Linked DNA regions of Homo sapiens: region 2 is linked to region 1. A link is an interaction called in ENCODE POLR2A ChIA-PET data of the cell type or tissue named here. Cell type or tissue: A673. All regions are shown on one strand. Each heading gives the region's core, and the rest is flanking DNA. Links, peaks and the distances in the headings are about the cores only. Region 1 holds the start of LOC124902701 (a long non-coding RNA gene). Region 2 has its middle 6.8 kb from the start of MRGPRD.

What was found. Peaks named below come from ENCODE experiments on the same cell type or tissue, not always from the same donor. Only the 100,000 strongest peaks of a DNase experiment are listed, where the experiment ranks them.
Region 2: POLR2A ChIA-PET joins it to region 1 with 8 read pairs; 7 of 35 experiments call an interaction of 5 or more read pairs at or near these places.

Annotation. Positions count from the first base shown.
Region 1 is chr11:69,032,541-69,041,850 of GRCh38, reverse strand. LOC124902701 (a long non-coding RNA gene) reads left to right here and starts at 946. Exons shown (of 2, transcript XR_007062753.1): 1 at 946-1,320; 2 at 4,366-4,835. It overlaps LOC124902702 (a long non-coding RNA gene), which reads right to left and starts at 3,915. Exons shown (of 3, transcript XR_007062754.1): 1 at 3,762-3,915; 2 at 1,121-1,280; 3 at 1-909. RefSeq lists enhancers at 795-1,294, 1,295-1,796. In A673, for the core only: no CTCF peak of the experiment used is centred there; a DNase peak (open chromatin) is centred at 820; H3K27ac peaks cover 805 bases.
Region 2 is chr11:68,969,519-68,978,828 of GRCh38, reverse strand. No RefSeq gene overlaps it. Among named protein-coding and RNA genes, the nearest start is that of MRGPRD, 6.8 kb to the left of the region's middle. In A673, for the core only: no CTCF peak of the experiment used is centred there; a DNase peak (open chromatin) is centred at 3,968.

The DNA of each region.
Region 1 (9,310 bases), core at 576-8,575:
TGCTGATTATCTCCTAGTTTTTCTTAGGCAGGAATCTGAATGCAGCTTGGCTGAGTGCCTCAGACTCTGGGTCTCCCAAGAGCTTGTAATCAAGGTGTCAGCCAGGGCTGCAATCATCGCAAGGTCTCTGACCTGTCTTTACTCACATCTCTGACACCAAGTGTGTGGGATATTTTTTCCCACACACCAACCAACTCTCTGGACGCCAAGTGAGTGTTCTACAATTCCATTTAATTCTGACACTATCTTCCTGGAGTTAATGCAGATCCCACATGTTAAGGGATCCCACAAGACTGCCTCCACTTCAGATGTCAGTTGAAAGTCCAGGGCCTCCTGCACTAATGACAGACCAGCTATACATTGAAGGTTCCCACAATCTCCTCCTCAAGTTAAATAATTTGCTAGAATGGCTCATAGAACTCAGGAAAACAATCTACATACCATTACCAGTTTATTATAATGGATACAACTCAGGAAAAGCCAAATCGAAGAGATGTATAATCGAGGTATGGGAGAGGGGCTCCATGCCCTCTCTGGGCCCACCACCCTCCCAGAGCCTCCATATGTCCACCAAACCAGCTCTCTGTATTCTGTTGTTCTCATGAGACCCAATGTTTTTATGGAGGTTCCATCACATAGTCATGCTTGGCTGAATCATTGGCCATGGGTGATTGAACTCAATCTCTGGCCCCTCTCTCCTCCCTGGAGGTTGGGGGTGAGGCTGAAAGTTGCAACCCTCAATCACGTGGTTGGTTCCTCTGGCTACCAGCCCCCAACCTCCATGAGTCACCTCATTAGAATAAACTCAAGTATGGTTGAAGGGGGCTTATTATGAGTAACAAAAGACACTTCTCTCACCCCTTTTACTTAGGAAATTCCAGTGGTTTTAGAAACTCTATGCCAGGAACCCTAGATGAAAACCAGATATACACTCTTTATTATATTACAATAGCACAAAGCTGCCCCAGGGAAGGGTCCTCTTCCAAGCTTGCTCAGTGGCTGTGGGCTGGATTGAGCTCTTCACTAGCTACTGAACTGAGGGCCTCAGTTTCTCAGAGGCTGTTACCCAAAGGCCTCCCTCAGCTCCCTGCCATATGGGCCTCTCCACAGGGCAACTCACCATATGGTGGCTGGCTTCACCAGAGCAAGCAAACAAGAAGAGCCCGAGAGAAGACTAACAAGCTGGAAGTCACCATCCGTCCAACCTAATCTCGGAAGTGACATCTCATCACTCTTGCTGTATTCTATCAGGTAGAAGCAAGTCACCAGGTCCAGCCCACCTGCAAGGGGAGGGAAGAGCAAAGCTGTGACCACCAAGAGGTAGGAGTCCTTGGGGGTCATCTTAGAAGGTGGCCTACCACAATATGTAGTGTGGAAGTTTACAGTGGTGAGACTTTAGGCCTGCTCCTATGCCTCCTAAGATCCCACACCCCACTTCCCATCTGGTTCTCACAGCCAGCCTGTGAGCCAAGGACACTGTCACTCTTCTTAGTTGGCAGATGAGAAAGTCGAGGCTAGAGGGACTTTGTGACGTTGCATCGCCCAGAGGGCTGGTGGCACAGTGTCTGGAAGCAGCCCTGGTATGTCATCCACTGCTTCACACGAGGCCAGGGCCCACCCAGGGTAGGATGATGTCAGGAGGGTGAGGCTGACCCAGGCCGGTTGATGTAGTTTGGCTGTGTCGCCACCCAAATCTCACCTTGAATTATAGTTCCCATAATCCCTATGTTGTGGGAGGGACCCAGTGAAAGGTAATTGAATCATGGGGGCAGTTACCCCCATGCTGCTGTTCTTGTGGTAGTGAGTCCTCATGAGATCTGATGGTTTTATAAGTGGGGCTTTTCCCCCTTTTACTCGGCACTTCTCCTTGCTGCTGCCACGTGAAAAAGGACATATTTGCTTTCCCTTCCGCCATGATTGTAAGTTTCCTGAGGTCTCCCCAGCCATGCTGAACTGTGAGTCAATTAAACCTCTTTCCTTTAGAAATTACCCAGTCTCAGGTATGTCTTTATTAGCAATGTGAGCATGGACTAATACACTGGTCAACCCACAGCAGCTCGCTGGGATTGTCAGAGGCATCCTAATCAGAGTGACTCCATCTTGAATAAAGGCCAGATAAGGCCAAACCTACTGGGTTACATTCCAGGGGGTTGGGCTGTCTTGCCCACAAGATGTTTTTTATGGTTGAGAGAAAGAGTTGATGATGCTAACTAACTGAAGACCCAGAACTGATGGAAATGCCCCAATCTTTCAAGAACAAAAAGCATTCTTGGGTTAAGAATAAGTTTTTCTTGCCAGGCATGTGGCTTGCTCCTGTAATCCCAGCACTTTGGGAGGCCAAGACAGGTGGATTGCTTGAGCCCAGGAGTTCGAGCCCAGCCTGGGCAACATAGTGAAACCCTAACTCTGCAAAAACATTAAAAATTAGCCAGGCGTAGTGGTGCATGCCGGTAGTTCCAGTTACTCAGGATACTGAGCCGGGAGGACTGCTTGAGCCCAGGAGGCGGAGGTTGTAGTGAGCTGATATTGCACCACTGCACTCCAGCCTGGGCTACGAAAAAAAAAAGAAGAAGAAGAAGTGGTTTTTCTTTTCTTTTTTTTTGAGACGGAGTCTCACTCTACCACCCAGGCTGCAGCGCAGTGGCACAATCTTGGCTCACTGCAAGCTCCGCCTCCCAGGTTCAACTGATTCTCCTGCCTCAGCCTCCCAAGTAGCTGGGATAATAGGTGCCTGCCACTGTGCCTGGCTAATTTTTGTAGAGACGGGGTTTCACCATCTTAGCCAGACTGGTCTTAAACTCCTGACCTGGTGATCCACCTGCCTCAGCCTCCCAAAGTGCTGGGATTACAGGTGAGCCACTGGGCCCAGCCAGAAGAAGTTTTTCTTAAAGATAATAGTACACTGGTAAATTCTTATTAAAATCAGTAGTAACATAGGAAAATAATGCTAATAGTCTGTCACAAGCTGATCACAAGCCTTTGTAATAAAGCACACTGTTTTTAACAGCCTGTATAAGCAAGCACTATGTTTAAGATAGAAGCATTCCTCCTCTTGCTTCCTGAGGAGGCCCTACTCTGCAATGAGTGATTTCTTTTTTTTTTTTTTTTTTTTTTTTGAGACGGAGTCTTGCTCTGTCCCCCAGAGTGGAGTGCAGTGGCACAATCTCGGCTCACTGCAACTTCTGCCTCCCGGGTTCAAGCGATTCTCCTACCTCAGCCTCCCAAGTAGCTGGGATTACAAGCGCCCGCCACCACGCCCAGCTAATTTTTGTTTTTAGGAGAGATAGGGTTTCACCATGTTGGTCAGGTTGGTCTCAAACTCTTGACCTCAGGTGATCTGTCTGCCTCGGCCTCCCAAAATGCTGGGATTACAGGCACAAGCCACTGCTCCCGGCCTAGAGTGGTTTCTTTGGTTTCTTTTTTTGTTTTTTGAGATGGAGTCTCACTCTGTCGCCCAGGCTGGAGTGCAGTGGCGTGATCTTGGCTCACTGCAAGCTCTGCCTTCTGGGTTCACGCCATTCTCCTGCCTCATCCTCCCGAGTAGCTGGGACTACAGGCGCCCGCCACTGCGCCCGGCTAATTTTTTGTATTTTTAGTAAAGACGGGGTTTCACCATGTTAGCCAGGATGATCTCGATCTCCTGACCTCGTGATCCACCCCCCTTGGCCTCCCAAAGTGCTGGGATTACAGGCACGAACCACCGCGCCCGGCCGAGTGGTTTCTAATAAACTGTTTTAACTTTACTATACTCTGCGACTCACCCTGAATTCTTTCCCACGAGAGATCCAAGAACACACTCTTGGGGTCTAGGACAAGACCCCTCTTCTGGGAATAGGATTGCCGTCCAAGTCCCCAACACAGCGGCTTCCTCTTGCGAAGGAGACTGGCCCAGCTGTGTGAGCCAGTGTTGTGTGAGGTCGATGAGAAAGGGGGTCCCTGGCACAGAAACCCCATTCCCTACCCTCCCCCTAGGCTAGAAAACAACCCAGGAGAGTCATAAGAGTACTCTGTCCTCCTCTTCCCCCCGCCCCGCTACCCCATAAATGAACCAAGAACGACCCTCACAGCACAGCTGCACTCTCCAATGTGGCTTTTGTTGCCCGTCACGCATGTCTTTTGGAACCAGCAGTGGAGAAAGACTTATTCTTGGTGGGGACAGTGATGTTGGCTCAGCCTGAGGGTCCCTTATGTCCTGCCAAGGCCGAGGGCTGGTGCCATCGACTGGGAGCTTTTTCTCCCAAGGCACTCAGAGGTTGCACCTAACTTGGTTTGAATATCAGAAATACCTCCCTGGGTTTCCAAAAACTGCCCCAGTTGTGTTACTTTGGCCAAAGTGCCCATCATCTCTCCCCCTTTATTTTATAGGAGGAAGAAATGATGTCTTCCGGGGAGGCTGCCGGGGCTTCTGTGAGGTCCAGCAATGAGTTGGAGGCACCAGCACTGCACTGAAATCAATGTCTCCCAAGACGGAGAATGCCTGGGGAGGCAGGAGCTCCGCTCCCCTGCAGGAACCTCCCAAGAAGGACCCGAGCGTCCCCGCAGCCTGGAGACTGGCCGTCTGCGGTTGAGCACCCGGGACCTGCTCCAGGTGCTTCTTGGCCATATTTACTTCCCCGGCTCCGGGTGCGTCAGGCCGACTGCCCACGTGCAGCTGGGTTTCCTCTGTTTAGCTGCATCCACAGGGGTCATGTATCCGTATCGGTCTTTCTAAGGGGAGCTCTGTGGTTTTATTCATTCATTCATTCATTCATTCACCCACGCATCTACTGAGCACCTACTACATATCATGAACTGTCCTAGGCACTAATGAATAACACCAAACGTGCTCATTGTAACAGTCTCTGATGATTGCTAAGATCACGTGGAAGAAAGCAAAAACCGTCAGCCTCATGGTCATGTGAGCAAAGCCTGTGCCCTGACCCACCCACCGCCAGCCCCATGAGCTCTGGCAACCCCAGGATCTCACTGAGCCTCGGTTTCTGTATCTGTAGAATGGGGATAATGATGGTGAGGGCCCAGGTTTGCAGACAGAAGGGACATGCGGTAGGGCCCCAGGCCAGGTTTCTGCCCTCCCACCCCCTTCCCTTCATGCCCATTCTCTGGGAGAAAAAAAAAAATGCTGTTTTAAAATCACCAGGTATTCTCCAATCCCTTGGGAGGCCAAGGCAGGAGGAGCACTTGGGCCCAGGAGTTCAAACCCAGCCTGGGCAACATAGGGAGACCCCATCGCTATAAAAAATTTTAAAAATTAGCTGGGTGTGATGACACATGCCTGTAGTCCCAGCTACTCGGGAGGCTGAAGTGGGAGGATCGCTTTGGCCGGGGAGGTCGAGGCTGCAGCGAGCTATGATCCCATCACTGCACTCCAGCCTGGGTGACAGAGAGAGAACTTGTCTCAAAAAAAAAAAACAAAAAAAACAAAAAAAACTCATGAGCTATTCTCCCATCCCTTGTCACACTTCAACCTTGAAACTACTGCCCAGAGCAGCCCAGGAATTATCCCTGTGTTGCACGCTGGGAAATGAAGACTCAGAGAGGCTGTGTGCGTTGTCTGAGGTCACACAGTGAGCGAGGGGCACAGTGAAAGCCAAGCCTGGCCCTGGAGGGGAAGGAGAGCGTGTGAGCTGGGCACAGGGCCCAAAAATGGGGTGTTGGTGAGCAAACCCCCTTGTCCTGCCCTGGGGACCAACCCCTGGGAAAACCAGATACTTCCCAGGCCAGGGCAGGCTGCACGTGCTATTTTGAGTTCTCTTGCATATGACACAAGCAACAGGAATTCGGGGAGACCCAGGCCATTTGCTATGTTGTGAACCAAATGGCTTGTGGTGGCAGCCAAGGAAGGGGCCGGTGGGGGACGAGAGTCACTAGGGTGGCGTCGGGAAAGTGAGGGCTGAAGTCCGAGCCCAGAGGCCTGTGGGGTTGGGGGTACAGAGAGGGGAGAAGTCTGGGAGGGGCCCCTGGGATGAAGCCCTGGGAGAGGGGTCGGGGGTGCAGAGAGGGGAGAAGGCTGGGAGGGGCCCCTGGGGTGAAGCCCCGGGAGAGGGGGTTGGGGGTACAGAGAGGGGAAAAGGCTGGGAGGGGCACTGGGGGTGAAGCCCCAGGAGAAGCAGGGGCCAGTCAGGCCTAGCTGGGAGGACAGCCAGCGGGGTGGAAGCTGGGGTCTTGCCAGCTCTTAGGCCAGGGCCCTGGACGCTCCCGCTGAGACAAGGATTTGAGCACAAGTAGTGTGTTTTGGTGGAGAGCCTGGGAAGGGTGGGAGGGAAAGAGGGAAGGGGCGCAGGGGAGGGGAGAAGCCAAATAAGGCAAGTTTTCAGCAGTGGCAGCGGGGCTAGGCCCCGTGGAGACCTCTGGGAGACCACATAGAACAAGCCTCAGAGGTATCGGGGAGGTGGGAAAGCAGGCTGTTCTCCCCACTCCCGGTGGTCCCTGGCCATGGCTGGGAGCTGTTCCTAGGGCACAGATCTCCCTGCGTGGAGGGGCGCAGGGGCCGGCAAGGGGGCACCACCAGTCTGTCCTGGGTCGGGGAGTGCAAACGTGCTGCAGGTGGCACCATGCACCCCTGCAAGGAGGCAGTGCCGAGCTCAGACCCTCCCCCGACAACCACACACAAGGAGCACCCGAGGTTTGAGGCTGAGGTGAGCTGTGATGGCATGGCAGCTCCAGCCGCGCGGCAGGGTGAGACTCTGTCTCTAAAAACAGTTTTTTAGAGACAAAGGCGGTTAGGACTTTCACTCGTCTTCTTTTCTGTTTCTTTCTTTCTTTCTTTATTTTCTTTGAGATAGGGTCTAGCTCCGTCACCCAGGCTGGGGTGCAGTGGCACAATCACAGCTCACTGCAGTCTCGGCCTCCCCAGCTTAAGCGATCCTCCCACCTCAGCCTCCCAAGTAGCTGGGCCACTGGGAGACAGAGTGAGACTCCATCTCAAAAATAAAATAATATAAAATAAAATAAAATAAAAATAGAAAGTACAAACTGGACTTGTGCTACCAAGGGACTGATGAAAGGAACCAACGTAACCCACTCCGGATGGTATGTTACTTGCCCGCAGAAAGCAGTGAGGCTCCGACACCAGCTTCAATGGGGATGGATCTTGGAAACATGACGTTGAGTGAAGGAAGCCCAGCTCGAAAGGCCACATATTACACGATTCCATTTATACGAAATGTCCAGAAGAGGCAGGTCCTGAGAGAGAAAAAGCAGCTTTACAGTTGCCAGGGCCTGGGAAGAGGGAGGAACAGGGAGAGACTGCTTACGGGGATAGGGTTTCCTTTTGGGGTGATGAGAACATTCTGAAATTGGAAAGTGGTCATGGTTGTTCAACCTTGTGAATATACTAAAAGCCACTGAAGTGTATCCTTTTAAGAGGGCCCATTTTATAGTAAGCGAATTATGGTGCAATTTTCAAAAGCGCACACGCAGCGGGCCATCTTTAAATGAGATAAACAGGGAGATCCTCTGGGAGGAGGTGCCGCTTCAGCTGAAGTCTGAAGGCTGATGAGGGGTCCTCCACACGGTGGGTACAGACAGGGAGGCAGGAGGAGCCGCAGTGTGCAGGGGCGGTGCTGGGAGCAGTGAGCTTGAGGGGAGATGACCCAGAGGAAGTGAGGGGCAGCTGCAGACCCCGTGGGGCCTGGTGTCCGTGCTGAGGGGTTTAGACCTCACTCCGAGAGCAAGGAGAAGGCCGCCAGACAGTCTTGAGCAAGGGAGAGAAACACGTGGGATCTGTGCTTTTAAGAGGTCCCTGGGAGAGGCCTGGGGGGATTAGAGGGGAAGAAGGCCGACCCTCCAGGGGGACCAGGTGCCTCAGGGACACAATGGCTTGAGACTGGGCTGCAGTTACCTGGTACAAGCAGCCATTCACCCCTGGGCCTGAAGAGGGGCCGTGGTGGGGGCAGCTTGCACTGGGGTGGCCGAACCCCACGATGTCTTAAAGGCAGCCCTGCCCTCAGACGATGAGCCCCAGGCTGGAAGAGAAAAGTCTGGGTGTGCTCTGGCACAGAAAGGGGCTACACAGGACTCCCACCTCAGGGCTTTGAGGTGAGCTGAGAGTGAGTGAGACCCAGTAGGGTGGGGCCACGGCCAACCCCACAGTTGCCCTGGGACCAGACTCTGAGCCAGCCTTGCAGGCTTTTTACAGCGGGGGACCCAGAGCTCGGAGGTGGGAGGGGAGGCCCCGGGATAGACCTGAGGTCGGGCGGGGCTGGGGGTCACGCACCCAGGGAGGGATGATCCTTCCACAGCCTGCCAGAGGGAACTCATCTCGGCTAGGGGACCCTGGCGGTTCATGGGCAAGGCCTACTCTGCCACTGCACCTTGCCCCTGTGAAGCTGAGAAGCCCCCACCCATCTCCAGCGGCTACTAATGTATGTGAGCAGCTTGGAGAGTGGGCGATGTCCCCCAGCCCAGCAGCTGGGACCAGGAAGCTACTCAGGGATTAATGCCAAAGACAGCCTCTGCTCCCCTGCTGTGCTGGCTGAGGCCTCCACGCTGAGGACGTTCGCCCAGCACCAAACCCCCATGAAGCATCTCCTGCATGCCAGGTCCTTGCTGGGCACTGGGGACAGCAGCATATCTGCCATGGTGCCCCTCCCTGATAATCTCACCGCACACCCCCCCGGGGCCAGGAGCCAGGTCTGTCTTATTTACCCCAGGGTAACACACAGAGACTGAACACATAGTAGCTGCTCAGCAAATGGTGTTTTGATGCACGACAGAATCCACACGTGTTGAATGGAGTCAGGAGCAGCAGCACTTACGGAAGGGACAAACTGAGCTTGGGCTAAGAAGCAAGGCTTCATGAGGAGGCTTCCTGGAGGAGGTGACATCTGAGCTGGGCCCTGAAGGATGCATGGAAGTTTTCCAAGGGACAGTGGTAAAGAAAACAGTGTGATCACAAACCGAGGGGCAGAAAAGGGCCCGCACCAACCAGGAACCCCAGCAGTCCACGGTGGGCCAGGGGCTGGAAAGTTGGGGAAACTCCTCCGGGAGGACTGTGGCTCTAGAGTCCCTCTACCTGGAGCCCCTGTGGACTGGGCCAAGCCAGCATGATTCATCCAGCTCCTGGCTTGGCTGAGGGTCCCCCTGCTCCTGTTCCCGGAAGCCTCTTTCCCAGATGAGGCTGAAGATAGCATGGTTAAGGACAGAGGTGAGGGAGCTCTGCATTTCTTTTTTTTTTTTTTTTGAGATGGAGTCTCACTCTGTCCCCCAGGCTGGAGTGCAGTGGCGCAATCTCAGCTCACTGCAAGCTCCGCCTCCCGGGTTCATGCCATTCTCCTGCCTCAGCCTCCCGAGTAGCTGGGACCACAGGCGC
Region 2 (9,310 bases), core at 949-8,948, 63 kb after region 1:
TCTTGGCATCTTTCTGAAGCAGTTTTCAGTCTCCTCCCAAAAGATGGAGCCTTCGAGCCAGCCAGGGCACAGGTCAGATCCTGAGACAGGAGAGGACAGCTCATCAGTAAGCTATAAAATACACCCCTGGAATCAACTCTCACAGCCTGCGGTTCTGTGCCGTGGCAGGTGATGGTGTCCTGGGGACTCGAAGACTGTGCCCTGGACAGGACTCCCCTTCCTGGGCTCCCCCTGTTTGTTCATTGCCCTGGGCTGGGGGCTGTGCAGCCCTCCCAGAAGGAGAAATTACCTCTGAGTGCTTTCCCACCTAGGGCTCAGGCCCCCAGGTCTGTGTGTCCCAGAGAAGCATGCGAGGCAGAGTGGTGGCTCTTTCTCAGTCGTTCCAGCATTTAGCGGAGCACTTGGTACCAGCACTGGCCTCAAATGCCAGATGCACTTAACAAGTGCTCATTTGGCCAGTAAGAGTAACTGATGCCTGTACAGTGCTTTACAGCCCACGTTTTGTCCAGGATCCAACCCATATCTTCTGACTACAAACCCCATGCTTCACAACCCTTCTCCAACCTGGGCAGCCACGAGGTGGCCCAGTCTAAAGCCGACGGTTGGTAGGAAGAACATCTCGCTTCTTAGCACTCAGTGGCTACCACAGGGCCCCTCATTTGCAAGGGGAGGAGCCCTAGAAATTGTTCACACAATGATGTTATGTTTCGATAAAACATATAAAATGATATATCTGTTAGACCTTCTACTCCGGTACCTCCATCACACTCCACTTTAGGTCAGGTGGCACTGGTGTGCCCACAGGTATTTGGGGGGTGGGGCTGAGTGGAAGAGGAGTTAGGGGGTCCCTGCAGTTTGGGCTTAGTGAGGTGCATTTATGTGGTTTCCGATCACTTCTGTGTGTGGTTAGGCAATTGCTAGCACCCCAGGGTAGGAATGGCTCCCAGAAACGTTGCCACTGCCTGCTGTGCCAGCTCCCCGGGCATCGTGCAAAGAGCTGCCTGAAAAAATGAACAGATAAAGGAAGTATGTGGGGGAGTGGGTAACAGAGAAGAAATAAGATTTGAAATGTACAGAATCAGAAGCTAGCTTATAGAAGAATCCTCCAATCCCCAGATGTACAACTCTAAATGGGGGGTTCTGTTCTCACGGGTGCCTGCTCAGAGCAGGTCTCACCTGTTAGCAAGATCCTTGCTAATGCAGCATGTGTAATCAGAACACATACCATACCTCTTTTCTCCTGGGAAATGTGAAAGTACCATTCATGAGACACCCTGTTTTTGTATCCAAAATGCTGGAGCAGGAATACAAATGGCAAAAACGTCTCTGTGTGAAGTTGCATGTTTTATGTATCCAGCTATCACTCACTTAAAATAAATCCAATCAATGAGGAAAAACACAATTATCTTTCTCTTTTCTCCATAGAAAGTGTACAAAATTGATCTATGAAGAGGCAAGCAACAGTATGCAGCCAAAAATGTAGGACAAATATTAGAAAGGTTTGTTAAGCAGCTAATTATTAAAAATATTATAGGGCTTTTAATATTTTATGAAGTTTGTGTTACCTGCTCTTGCTTAAAAAACAATGTTTGATTTACTTTCTCATTCTAAATAAGTATTCATTTTCATACCTAATTTTGTATTTGTAACTTTCCTTCCTTCTTTTCTTCCCCCTTAAAAAGGGCCCCAAATCCTGTAGAAATTTTAGGTTCCATAAACCCTGGATCCAACCAGGAGCAGCGAGCCCTCTGGCCACACTAGAGCGCTGGAGATTTCCGTGTGAATAACCATAAAATTCCAGTAGCATAGTCCACACTGTCTGACAGCTCAATCCTTTGCTGAAACAAGTTTTCTTGTTGAGCCCCCGATTTCCCCAATCCCATCCCAAGGTTCAGCCCTGTGGGGTCCCAGGTGGGAACCAGATGCGGAGGGAGGATGAGGGTCCTCCCACCACTCACTGATGGGGACAGGGCCTGGCTCTGGGAGTGAGGAGACGGGGGCTCCCCTCTGCCTTCTGGGTTCCCTCAGGCCAGGTATTCCCCCCTGTGGCCTCTTCTTCCCCAGCTGTGTAATGGGAACAATCAACCTCACCCTGCACTCCCCCTGAGGCCCCTGCGGGCTGCCGCAGGAAACTGGATCAAGAACACATGTTCTAAACAATCAAAAGTGATTCCAGAAAGGAATTCCTGACAAGAACAGCTTGATCAGGCCAACAAACACAGCTTGGTTTGGTTTGGAAATAGGTGGCTTCCAGATTGCTTGTTTAATAGAGATGAACAAAGCATACATAAATGCTGCAGACCACAGCGTCAGGAGGCAAACAGTACCAAGTTCTTTATTTTCTATCATGGTACTTTCCTTTCTCTGGAGCCCCCAGTAGGACTCTTGGCAGAGACTTGGGTGCAGTCAGTTCAGGAAGGGCCCAGTCAACTCCAGGCTCCCCACTCCCCATCCCAGGAGTTGCCTCTCAGTCGTGGCCTCCCACGGACTGGACATTGTCTCCTCCATCCTTGTCGTTATCTACTTCCTGTGGCAGCCATTATCAGGTCACCTGATTTTTGTTCCCAGAGTCCCAAATTTATCTGCAACTTCCATCACCTCCACTGGCTAATTGCTGTAATAAAGCGTTCTCAAATCTCATGGTGCAGCATAATGAAAGTTTTCTTGCTTATACCATAGACCAATGCAGGTGGATGGGAGGCTCTGCTCTACTCTGTCACTCAGAGACCCAGGCTTCTGATGATGTAGGACAGGTGAGCCCCCAAACTGGGGCTCAGCCAGGAGAGTTCTTGGCTTTGCCCAGGAAAGAATTCAAGGTGAGCCAGTGGTGCCGGGCACGGTGGCTCACGCCTGTAATCCCAGCACTTTGGGAGGCCGAGGCGGGTGGATCACCTAAGGTCGGGAGTTCGAGACCAGCCTGACCAACATGGTGAAACCCTGTCTCTACGAAAAATGCAAAATTAGCCGGGCATGGTAGTGCATGCCTGTAATCCCAGCTACTTGGGAGGTTGAGGCAGGAGAATCGCTTGAACCCGGGAGGCGGAGGTTGCGGTGAGCCGAGATCAGGCCATTGCACTGCACTCCAGCCTGGGCAAAAAGAGCAAAACTCCATCTCAAAAAAAAAAAAAAAGGTGAGCCAGTGGTGTTAAGACAGCAACTTTCATTGAAGTGGCAGAGGTACTGCTCCTTGCAAAGCACACTACCCCATAGGCAGTGTGTCCAGATCAGCAGCTCAGAGGCTGTGCTGCACTCATATTTACACCCACTTTTTAAAAAAAAATTTTTTTTTGAGATAGATCTTGCTCTGTTGCCCAGGCTGGAGTGCAGTGGTGCAATCTCAACTCACTGCAACTTCTGCCTCCCAAGGTCAGGTATCCTCCTCACTAAGTCTCCATAGTAGCTGGGATTACAGCTGCACACCATCACGCCCAGCTAATTTTTATATTTTTTATAGAAAGGAGGTCTCACTATGTTGCCCAGGCTGATCTTGAACTCCTGGGCTTAAGCAATCCACCTGTCTCAGCCTCCCACAGTGCTGAGATTACAAGTGTGAGCCACCACACCTGGCCTATACCCACTTTCAATTATATGCAAGTTAAGGGGTAGATTATGCAGAAATTTCTAGAAATAAGGTGGTAACTTCTAGGTTATCAGATCCTGGTCATGGAAAAGGGGCGGTAACTTCCAGGTGTTGCCATGGCAATGGCAAACTGACATGGCACTGGTGGGTGTGTCTTAAGGTCAGGTGCTTTCCCCTCTTCCCTGTCTTCAATCTGGCCAAAAGTCTTCCAATCTGGCCAAAAGTTCAAACCCTGCCTCTGGAGTCGTGGTCCACCTCCTACCTCACTTCTACCTTATGGCTCTGCCCTCTGCCAGATCCTCATGGCCTCTCATTCAGCCAGAGGATGGGAGGAGAAAAGAGGAGAGGTCAAACATGGCAGGCCTCTACCATGAAGCATTCCACTGGCTGGAGTTCAGTCATGTGACCCATACCACAGAGGAGTCTGGGAAATGTAGTCCAGCTGAGAGGTGACAGCGTGCTGGCAGTCATCACAGCCCTCGCTCGCTCTCGGCGCCTCCTCTGCCTGGGCTCCCACTTTGGCGGCACTAGAGGAGCCCTTCAGCCCACCACTGCACTGTGGGAGCCCCTTTCTGGGCTGGCCAAGGCTGGAGCCGGCTCCCTCAGATTGCAGGGAGGTGTGGAGGGAGAGGCGCGAGCAAGAACCGGGGCTGGGCACGGCGCTTGCGGGCCAGCTGGAGTTCCAGGTGCGAGTGGGCTTGGCGGGCCCCGCACTCGGAGCAGCTGGCCGGCCCCAGGCAATGAGGGGCTTAGCACCCAGGCCAGCGGCTGCGGAGGGTGTACTGGGTCCCCCAGCAGTGCTATCCCACTGGTGCTGCGCTCAATTTCTCGCTGGGCCTAGCTCAGGGATTGTAAACGCACCAATCAGTGCCCTGTCAAAACAGACCACTTGGCTCTACCAATCAGCAGGATGTGGGTGGTGCCAGATAGGAGAATAAAAGCAGGCTGCCGGAGCCAGCAGTGTCAATCCGCTCAGGTCCCCTTCCACACTGTGGAAGCTTTGTTCCTTCGCTCTTTGCAATACATCTTGCTACTGCTCACTCTTTGGGTCCACACTGCCTTTATGAGCTGTAACACTCACTGCGAAGGTCTGCAGCTTCACTCCTGAAGCCAGTGAGACCACGAACCCACTGGGAGGAACGAACAACTCCAGACATGCCGCCTTCAGAGCTGTAACACTCACCGCGAAGGTCCGCAGCTTCACTCCTGAGCCAGTGAGACCACGAACCCACCAGAAGGAAGAAACTCTGAACACATCCGAACATCAGAAGGAACAAACTCCAGACGCACCACCTTAAGAGCTGTAACGCTCACCGCAAGGGTCCACGGCTTCATTCTTGGAGTCAGTGAGACCAAGAACCCACCAATTCCAGACACACAGCCATGCACTCTGGTGGGCCAGGAGAGGTGATATAGGCAAGTTCTCACTGTCTCAACCAGAGCAGCTCCTGCCTTGTTTGCAAGAAAGGAAAGAAAGGGGCAGAAAAGGACTGCAGGAAAAGCAAGGCACAATCAATACGCCAAAGCATTGCCCCACGATGCAAATTCATGCTGTTTTCTTTTTCCCTAACTCTTCATGTTGCCATTTGTGATACTGTCTAGGAACTGATGCTCTGAAATTAACAGGATGTTAACATAACTTATTCATGCACTGAATAAACATTTCTCAGACCCCTATTATGTGCCTGTCTCTGTTGTGGACCCCAGGTGAATGTCTGAGCTTTTACTTTCTGTCCAGTCTTTGGGGCACACTGGCCAGTTGTCACGACCTGAGGCCTCCTCTCCCTCATCCGTGCACATGAGACAGAACATCATGGTCTGATTTAACCTTCAGGTCACTCCCTGAGGTAGGTGGGAACATTGTCTCCCTTAGATAGTGACAGCTGCCAAGTGGCAGAACCAGCCCTGGAATCAAATTCCTCTGGCCGCTCCTTGACTGTTGGCTCCAGCTCCTTCTGATTGAAGCGACCTTTGCAAAAATTATAACTGTGGAAATTATGACAGTGAAAGAAATCAGACCTAACCAACTCTGTCTTGCTTCGAACCTTTTAGCTGTCCTGTTCATTCCTGGGCATAGGCCCAACTAACTTTGGGAAGGAATTCAGTTCATGGTTTGACTCTGAAACAAAATTGATAACAGCCCTTTCCCAAAAAGACCCCCTTCTTGCCTGGGGACCAGTCTGCCTTTGCAGGACTAACAAATTAGCTACAAGATTAGAAATTACAGTTTAGGGGTCATGCAGTCTCTGGCTCCAAGAGTCTGAACCTCCCCAAATTGCTCCTGAGGATAATATCACTATTGTAAAACCTAAGATCAGTGCTTGAGATATTTTGCAGACCTTGCACTCGATGGACCAGTTGACACCACTCAGACCGGTAGTCTTGTTCAACCAGTTCTGCCATCCCACCCAGGAACAAAAGACGGCAAGAAAAACTTACTTTGATCCCCTGTGATTCCATCTCCAGCCTGACCAATCAGCACTCCCCACTTCCCAAGCCCCTACCCACCAAATGATCTTTAAAAACTCTGATCCCCAAATGCTCAGAGAGACTGATTTGAGAATTATTAAAACTCCAGTCTCCTGCACAGCCAGCTCTGCATGAATTACTCTTTCTCCATTGCAATTCCCGTCTTGATAAATGGGCTCTGTCTAAATGGGCTCTTGTCTAAATGGGCAAGGTGAACCCATTGGGCAGTTAGACTTCTACCATCTCAGGCTGAGAGGGTCAATAATAGGTGTCCACTATATGCTTGGCATGCGGCACAGCACAAGTGTGTCTCAGAGGAGGCATTAAAGTAAAGCCATCCAGCACATTCAACAGGTCATTGCTGCTGCTTTTTTTTATTTTTATTTTTATTTTTATTTTTATTTTTGAGATGGAGTCTTGCTCTGTCGCCCAGGCTGGAGTGCAGTGGAGCAATCTCGGCTCACTGCAGCCTCCACCTCCTGGGTTAAAGTGATTCTCCTGCCTCAGCCTCCCGAGTAGCTGGGATTACAGGCACCCACCATCATGCCCGGGTAATTTTTGTAGTTTTAGTGGAGACGGGTTTTGCCATATTGGCCAAGCTGGTCTCAAACTCCTGACCTTAAGTGATCCGCCCATCTTGACCTCCCAGAGTGCTGGGATTTCAGACGTGAGCCACCATGCCCAGCCATGCCTGCCAGTTTTAACTTGAGCGTGCCTCTTCCCTGTTTTCAGTCCACTGGGCTTAGGTGGGGTGGCTGTCACCCTTTGTTCCCTGTCCCTGCCTCCAGCTCTTATATTAAAAATATTTTTAATACAGGATTTTTAATGGAGATGTATTTTTAATGGAGATGGGGTTTCGCCATGTTGGCCAGGCTGGTTTCAAACTCCTGACCTCAGGTGATCTACCTGCCTCGGCCTCCCAAAGTGTTGGGATTACAGGCGTGAGCCACCGCGCCTGGCCAGGTCATTGCTTATTAAAGATGCACTGCATTTGCAGCAAAGGTGAAAAACAGAAACAGAAACCATGGTCCTAGTTGTCAAAGAGCTCACTGACTAGTTGGGCAGACAAAACCAATCCACTTAAAAAGACAGAACAGAGCTGGGTGTGTCGGTACAAGCCTGTAGTTCCAGCTACCCTGAAGGCTGAGTCAGGAGGATCACTTGAGCCCAGGAGTTCAAGGCTCCAGTGAGCTATGAGTGTGCCAATGCACTCCAGCCTGGGTGACAGAGGTGGACTCCATTTCTTAAAAATTAAAAAAGAACAGTAAGGGCTGTAGATGTGATAAGGGGAATGGAGAGTCTCAGGAGAAGGAAGTGAGGGCTTGAAAGTCTGGGGGACTTCCCGGAGGAGGCAGGCACTGCCTATGCCTTGAAGGATAATAAGGATACACTGGACAAAGAGGAAGGAGAAGGCATCCAGATCAGGGAATCAGATGTACTCCAAATGCCCCTCTCTCAGGGGTGGTCTGATTGCCACTCTTCCTCCAACAGAGTCAGCCTCCACCCTCCTGATCATGCTGCGGGTCCCTCTCCGGCCATGATCAAAGACCTGTATCTGATCTGGCCTACGAGACTGGGCACCAGTGCTCAGGGAGCTTGCCGATGAAATCAGGGAGCCCCAGGGCAGATTGGCTACTGGGTCTCCCTCTGGAAGGCACCAGAACCTTCCAGAAATGGCAGAGGCACAGGAACTCAGGACCACCCTGCCCCCTGCTCTCACCACTTGCCTCTCTGTACATCGGCTCCATCCTTCTGTCTTGCACACGGGCCACCTCTGCCCCTGCATCCTGGAGGAATAGCCAGTTCCAAAGCCCAAGTTCTCCTGCCTCGGATCCAGTCCCACAGAAGCTGCATTTGCCCCTCAGGTCCAATTCTGGATTTCAAGGAGAGAGAATTAGAGTGACAAGTTGAGAAATGAAGAGGACCTTATTTTGTTATCTTTAAATTTATTGATTTCTTAAAGAACTAAGAGAAAGTTCAGGTAAAAATTAACAGGATATGAAACAGATGGGATAAAAGATGAATATTGAAATCAACAGAAATCAGTTTGAAACTGAGAACTGAATTGTAACCAAAAGCAATTCATTAAGAGGAAAAGATCAATTTGGAATAGAAGAAATCAGTAGGCTCCTGGATTTTTGATCGTCCAATTCATGATGAGGAGTACATTTTATGAACATATTGGGAAATATTTAAATTTCTTGCTGGTTTGACATCAAGGAAGACAACTTACATCTTGAAAAACCACTGCAGCACGGACATTGACAATAATGAATTAACGAGTGTTATCGCTTCAAAGACTATTTCAGATTAATCACTGCACAAGAAAAGCTGAAATGCCCTGAAATCTCACCAATCATATATGAAAAACAACTTGAGAGGGGTCTTCAAAATTTGACAACAATCCGAAAAATGTACAGGACATTAGCAATAATCAGTTGTGAAGCTAAGAAACATCTAAAAACAATACAAAACACATTTTGATCACCCATGCTAAAACAAGATTGAATTAGCTTTTGATTCTCACTGTGGAAAATATTCAAAACCGTTGACATCTGAAAAGGATATCAAAGAGTGTCAGCCAAAAAAGGTAAAAAAATTATCACGACTGTTTTTCTGTATTATGTATTACTTGTGATATTTGTCAGCTTTTTAAAATCTGTAATTTGCTGTGATTTCTTTTCTCGTTTTAAATAAGTGTTCAATGTTGTCCCTAATTTTGTATTTATAAATTCATATTCCTTTTTTTTTTTTTTGAAATGGGGGGTCTCACTCTGTCACGCAGGCTGGAGTACAGTGGCACGATTACGGCTCACTGCAGCCTTGACCTCCTGGCCTCTAGTGATCCTTCCACCTCAAGCCTCCTGAGTAGCTGGGACTACAGGCGTGTGCCAGCATGCCAGGCTAATTTTTGTATTTTTTGTAGAGATGGGGTTTTGCCATGTTGCCCAGGCTGGTCTTGAACTCCTGGGCTCAAGCAATCCTCCCGCCTCAGCCTCCCAAAGTACTGGGGTTACAGGCGTGAGTCACCGCGCCCAGCCTGTATTCTTTTTCTTAATAAGCGCCACTCCTTGGATGGATAAGCTTTAGGTCCCACAAAATAATGTGCCCCCTGGATGGAAGGCAGAGAAGTTCCTTTCCAATTCCAGATGGTCAGGAGTTAACCGGGGACAGCTTGAGGGTCGATACTGGGCTTGCAGCTGCTGCCATACACGTTCATGAAAAGCAGGAGAATACTCAGGCCCTGGGCCAGGGTGGCGG